Linked DNA regions of Homo sapiens: region 1 is linked to region 2. Evidence: read pairs that join two places in POLR2A ChIA-PET (ENCODE). Cell type or tissue: HepG2. All regions are shown on one strand. Links, peaks and the distances in the headings refer to the core of each region. The heading gives the core; the rest is flanking DNA. Region 1 overlaps SLX4IP (SLX4 interacting protein). Region 2 has its middle 52 kb from the start of MKKS.

Region 1 (2,921 bases), core at 238-2,737, 82 kb before region 2:
TTACAAAAACAAGCAGCTGGCATGTGGGCTGTAATTTGCAGATCTCTGGTCTAGATCTTTTCCCTACCCTAAAGAGTTTATTATTTTGGAAATTTTAAAACACTGGGGTGGGTGCAAAGCTTGGGTTTAAGATTGCTATGAAGCCTTGGGGAGATGCGCCTGCTGCTACCACTTCTTTCAGTTAAAATAAGAGTCACTCACTGAAGTACAGGACATACCTCCCTGCTAGAAGCTGCAGTAGCCCAGAAGTCTATAGACCCTGAAAGTTATACTTCCAAGGATTCCTACATCTCATGCACTACTGCCATTTCCTGGAAGTCTGGCCTCAGAAGAGTCTTCAACTCTTGAAAGAGTTCAAGAGCCAGCTGTGCGGTGGCAGTGCCGCCTGTAGTCCCAGCTACGTAGGAGGCCAAGTCGGGAGGACAGTTTGAGCCCAGGAGTTCATGTTCAGCCTGTGCAACATAACGAGATCCTGTCTCTAAAAAATAGTGATTAAAAAAAAGAATTCAAGGCCAGAACCACAGCCCTTAAAAACAAAAAAAAAGTATTCATATGCAGGAAGGTCAGATGGGTAAGTCGTTTGCATGAATAATTAATGCCATTCCAAGGGCAGTCTTAGAATAAACAACCCAGATGAAGTGTCAAACTATTTGGTGTTCATCAATTTTTCTGTTACTTTGAAACCCTGCTCTAACCAAGTACTTTTCAACCCAGTCAAAAGTGGCTGCATCTATGTGAAAAATTTGCATAAGTTAATTAATTCCTTTTAAATGTTATTTATTATTATTGTTTTTAATTTAGAGATGGGGTCTCACTATGTTACTCAGGCTGCTGGTCTCTAACTCCTGGCCTCAAGTGATCCTCCCTCCTGGGCCTTCCAAAATGCAGGGATTACAGATGTGAACCACTGTACGCAGCCTACATTTTATTTATGCACTTAATTTTTATATTAATGCATAGACACATATTAAAACGACATATCAAAGTGAGGTCTCAAGCTGGGTGTAGTGGTGCACATCTGTAGTCCCAGCTACTCAGGAGGCTGAGGCAGGAGGATTGTTTGAGCCCAGTAGTTCAAGATCAGACTGGGCAGCATAAGGAGACCCCATCTTTCAAACAAACAAACAAACAAAAAAACAAAATGGCCTCTTCTGCCTCATCCAGCCCCCTCTCTCACTCCAACTCTCACTCACCATGGGCAACCACACTGAAACTTAGCTTTTTGATCTGGTAATTTGCCAACATATTTCTAAACACTATGTTTATCCTACGAATGTCTTATTATTTCAGTTTTATATACTTTATGTGGAAAATGAAGACTTAATCCTTATACCTGCCCTCCCACATGTTTCCTTCCCCAGCCTTCCAAAACTTGGAGTTCACAATATTATGAAATGTAACCTCTGTTCAAAGCTGAACCATGCAGGAGGATCACTTGAGCCTAGGAGTTCAAGGCCGCAGTGAGTTATGACTGTGCCACTGCATTCCAGCCTGAGCAACAGGGCAAGACCCCATCTCTATAACAAGAAGAACAAAAAGTTGAGCCACGTAGTATACTATGCTTAATTTCCTATCTTGCACAATCTTTTGTTTACTGAGAACTGAGGGTTGCATCATTTTTCTTTTGTTTAGTTTTCTATATTCCTATGACTAAATCATTCCCATGCTACCTGACAGGCCTAAAAAAATCTCTTCTCAATGCATTTAAATACATGATGTATTTTATTCATTTCATTTTTTGTTGAAGAAATCTTTCATGGAACCCTCTGTCTTCTTCCAATAGGACTGGTTACTTTGGTTGCAGTTCAGAAACCAATACCCAGAAATATAACACTTTGACATGCTAAACTAAAAAAGCAGCAGCAAGGTCTCTCTGACCTCCTCCCCTCCTCCTCTCAATCCGTTATCTCTCCCAAAGCACAAGATGAGGCTCTCCGCTGAAGCTCTATTATCTGCCCAGAAACTGGATACCCAAAGAGGAACACAATTGCCTTCCATATTCCCTGAAATTATCTATAGCAGAGAAGACTAAAGAATGCAACCACACAGTGGACAGGCATTTCAACTAGGTATTATCTGCTTCTCGGCTCATTCAAATTCTAAAGAGAATCATTTACAAGTTAATTTCTGTCTCTCGAGTCCATTCATTTCCCCTAAAAATCAGTTACCCCTATATCTCCCAGTTCCCTCTCCCCAACGAAGAGGGTATTAAGGGTCAACCGTCTGGCTCTTTGGGTTTTCTTTTCTTGTTGTTGTTGTTTTTAGAGACAGGGTCTCTCTATGTTGCCCAGGCTGAACTCAAACTCCTGGGCTCAAGCAAATCTTCTGCCTCAGCCTCCCCAAATGGCTGGGACTACAGGCATATGCCATCACATCCAGCTTTTGAGTGTTCATATTTTGTATGACTCCCATGCACTTGTGTGCACATAATAAATTTGTTATGCTTTCCTTAGTTAACTTATTCTTTTGTTACAGGAGTGCTGACTGTGACCCTCCATGATGGGGAAGAAAGGATCATACCCTTTCCACCCTTACACTTTCTAGGCAAAATACACAGTAATCATCAAGGAATTTGGTTAGGCCCTCATCTGACTGGTTCCCTATTTCCTGGATCCCATATCTGATTCTTTCTCTGTTTATTCCCCTATTTTGGAAGACCACATCCTTTCTAAAACAGTGTGCATCAGAAGGGAAGTGTTTTCTACATTCTGCATCCTAAAAATAAATGTCTCTATTCTACCATGTGACTGAAAGTTGGGCTGTAAAGGGAATTCTTGGTTGGAAACCATTTTTCCTAAAATATTAAAGGTATTGTTCTACTGTCTCCTAGTTATTGCTGTTGAGAAGGGTGTTCTGATTCTTGATTCTCTGTCTGTAATCTGTTTGCTTTTTAAGTTCTTCTCTAAATTCCCAGTGTTCTG
Region 2 (2,921 bases), core at 198-2,697:
TGTTGCCTCATAGATAGGGACCTGAGTTTGTTCACTTCTCTCTCCACTCCATCCCAACTGTACATACTCCTTGCCCTTGTATTATAGAGATTAGGACCATTACATGAATACTGAAGCAAGGACTCGTTGTATTTATTTCATTCATTCAGAAACTATTTAGTACCTCCTGTGCATTGCACATGGGGGACAGATGATAAAAGAGCAAAAAAGGTAGCTTTCAAAAAACGATCAGCCTGGTGGGGGTCACGGGCAGACACTTTAACATCTGGCACAGTACCATGTGATAAGTGCTGTGGTGAAGCTGTGGGTTACATGCATGTTCAAGCTGCCAGGAGAAAGAATGTGAGGTTGTAACTGATTCTATCTGGGCAAAAAAGGGTCAGTCAAAGCAAGGTCGCCCAGGAAATAGTATTTGGGCTGAGTCTTAGAGGTGAACAGTAATTGCCTTGCCCAGTTTAGAAAAAATATACACCAAACTTTTTTTTTTTTTTTTTTCCTGAAACAGAGTCTCACTTTGTCACCCAGGCTGGAGTGCAATGGCACGATCTCAGCTCACTGCAACCTCCACCTCCTGGGTTCAAGCAATTCTCCAGTCTCAGCCTCCCGAGTAGCTGGGATTACAGGCATACACCACCACACCCAGTTAATTTTTGTAATCTCAGTAGAGACGGGGTTTCACCATGTTGGCCAGGCTGGTATTGAAGTCTTGACCTCAAGTGATCTGCCTGCTTCGGCCTCCCAAAGTGCTGGGATTAGAGGCGTAAGCCATGGCCCCTGGCCCAATATATACCAAACTTCTACAAGGACTAACAATGCTAACTTAAGGCCTAAAGCTATAACTCTGAGTAATTCACCCTTTTGGGTCAGCTGCCTTTCCTGTTGAACTCACCTTTAAAAGATGATTTTGTTTCAAACTAGTGGTGCTAAAATGTCTAAAAACACTTCCAGCTCAAAGAATTCATATAAAATAATCACTGAACAATTTTACTTATTTGAATATTGTTTTACTTCTGCAGCTTCCAAGAATAAGAAATACTTTAAAAGATGATCGAAAATTTAAGAAATAAAAAAACCCCAAATCTTTATTATAATTTTACATGGTGGAAACAAGAGCCTAGAGTGAGAAGACTTGGCTCTGCTGCTTATCAGCTACTGGATGCTGTCACTCATGTCATTTAACTTTTCTGCCTCCCTCATAAGGGAAACATTACTGAAAAAAACAGCAGTCAGATCTGAATGGTGGCATCCCCTTACTCTCTAATACTGGAGTATTTTCTAAATGCTTAGGCTCCCAGAACAATGTTATCATTAAGAGCATGGATTTAACAGGCGGGGCTTAGTGGCTCAGGCCTGTAATCCAAACACTTCGGGAGGCCAAGGCGGGCAGGTCCCTTGCGTTCAGGAGTTCAGAACTGGCCTGTGTAACACAGTGAGACTCCATCTCCACAAAAAATACAAAAGTTAGCCAGGTGTGGTGGTGCACGACTGTAGTCCCAGCTACTTGGGAGGCTGAGGCAGGAAGATCACTTGAGCCCAGGAGGTTTTGGCTATAGTGAGCCATGATTGCGCCACTGCACTCCAGCCTGGGCAGCAGATGGAGAACCTGTCTCAAAAAAAAAAAAAAAAAAAAAAGCATGGATTTGATGTTAAATAAACTTCATTTCAGCCCCAATTCTCTCAATTCCTAATGATTGACACTGGACAAATTACCTAACTTCTATGTGCCTCCGTTTTATCATCTGTAAAATGGGAATAGCTACCACATGAGGGTGCTGTGGGAATTGAGTGAAATAATTAGTGTAATGTGCTGAGCACAGTGTCGAACATAGTAAGCCCTCAATAAATATTTGCTGATAGAACAATTTATTAATGGGATAGTGATATAATTCCATTTCAGAGTGGACTTCTGGTGGGACATAGAGTTTGATGGAAATACTAGTTTTTCAATTCTGTGAAGAAACTGTATTTGCACAATAGTAAATGTGAATCCTAATAGAATTATAGTACTAAAGTCAACTTGTTACTTTTTTTTTTGAGAAGGAATCTTGCTCTGTCTCCCAGGCTTGGCTCAGAGATCTCGGCTAAAGGCAACCTCCACCTCCCGGGTTCAAGCGATTCTCCTGCCTCAGCCTCTCGAGTAGCTGGGATTACAGGTGCCTGCCACCACACCTGGCTAATTCTTGTATTTCTAGTAGACACAGGGTTTTGCCATGTTGGCCAGGCTGGTCTCGAACTCCTGACCTCAGGTGATCCGCTCCACCTTCCAAAGTGCTGAGATTACAGGATTGAGTCACTGCGCCCAGCTCATTTTAATTTTTCTGCCTGTTTCTTTTTGTTGGGAGAAAAGATAGACAGGGTGGGAAGTCTACTGATTAAAAGAGACTCAAGAGATACAGTAATCAAATGCAACATATAGTCTCTGGATCCTGAATAAAAAATTAAACAACAAAAAAACATGAGACAATGAGGAAAATGATAGTAGATTCACTATTTGATAATATTAAATTATTTTCATCAATTAATATTAGTAATGGTATTGTGGTCTTTAAAAGGTGTGTGTGTGTGTGTGTGTGTGTGTGTGTGTGTACTGAAGTTTTTGCAAATGAAATATGTTTGGGATTTGCTTTAAATCATCTAGTGAGGGGAATGAGGATTTATGTGGGTTGTGGAAAAAACAAGATCAGCTATAAATGTTGATACTGCATGAGTGGTACCTGAGGGCTCATTATACTCTATCCTCTATTCCTGTATATATTTGAAAAGTGTAAAATATTTTGCTTTCACAAGACAACAGTAGTAATTTATCCAAGTCCTATGATTTAGTACTAGAAAAGCTCTTTTTCTTTTAAATTGTTGAGTGGCCATGTTAATCATCTCACATTTCTGATAATATCTTTGACATAAAAATATTTATAGAGCAT

What was found. Peaks named below come from ENCODE experiments on the same cell type or tissue, not always from the same donor. Only the 100,000 strongest peaks of a DNase experiment are listed, where the experiment ranks them.
Region 1: POLR2A ChIA-PET joins it to region 2 with 10 read pairs; 2 of 35 experiments call an interaction of 5 or more read pairs at or near these places.

The regions. Positions count from the first base shown.
Region 1 is chr20:10,462,397-10,465,317 of GRCh38, reverse strand. All of the region lies in intron 2 of SLX4IP (SLX4 interacting protein), which reads right to left. Among named protein-coding and RNA genes, the nearest start is that of SLX4IP, 29 kb to the right of the region's middle. In HepG2, for the core only: no CTCF peak of the experiment used is centred there; a DNase peak (open chromatin) is centred at 1,577.
Region 2 is chr20:10,380,534-10,383,454 of GRCh38, reverse strand. No RefSeq gene overlaps it. Among named protein-coding and RNA genes, the nearest start is that of MKKS, 52 kb to the left of the region's middle. In HepG2, for the core only: a CTCF peak has its summit at 1,759 (motif pointing right); a DNase peak (open chromatin) is centred at 1,753.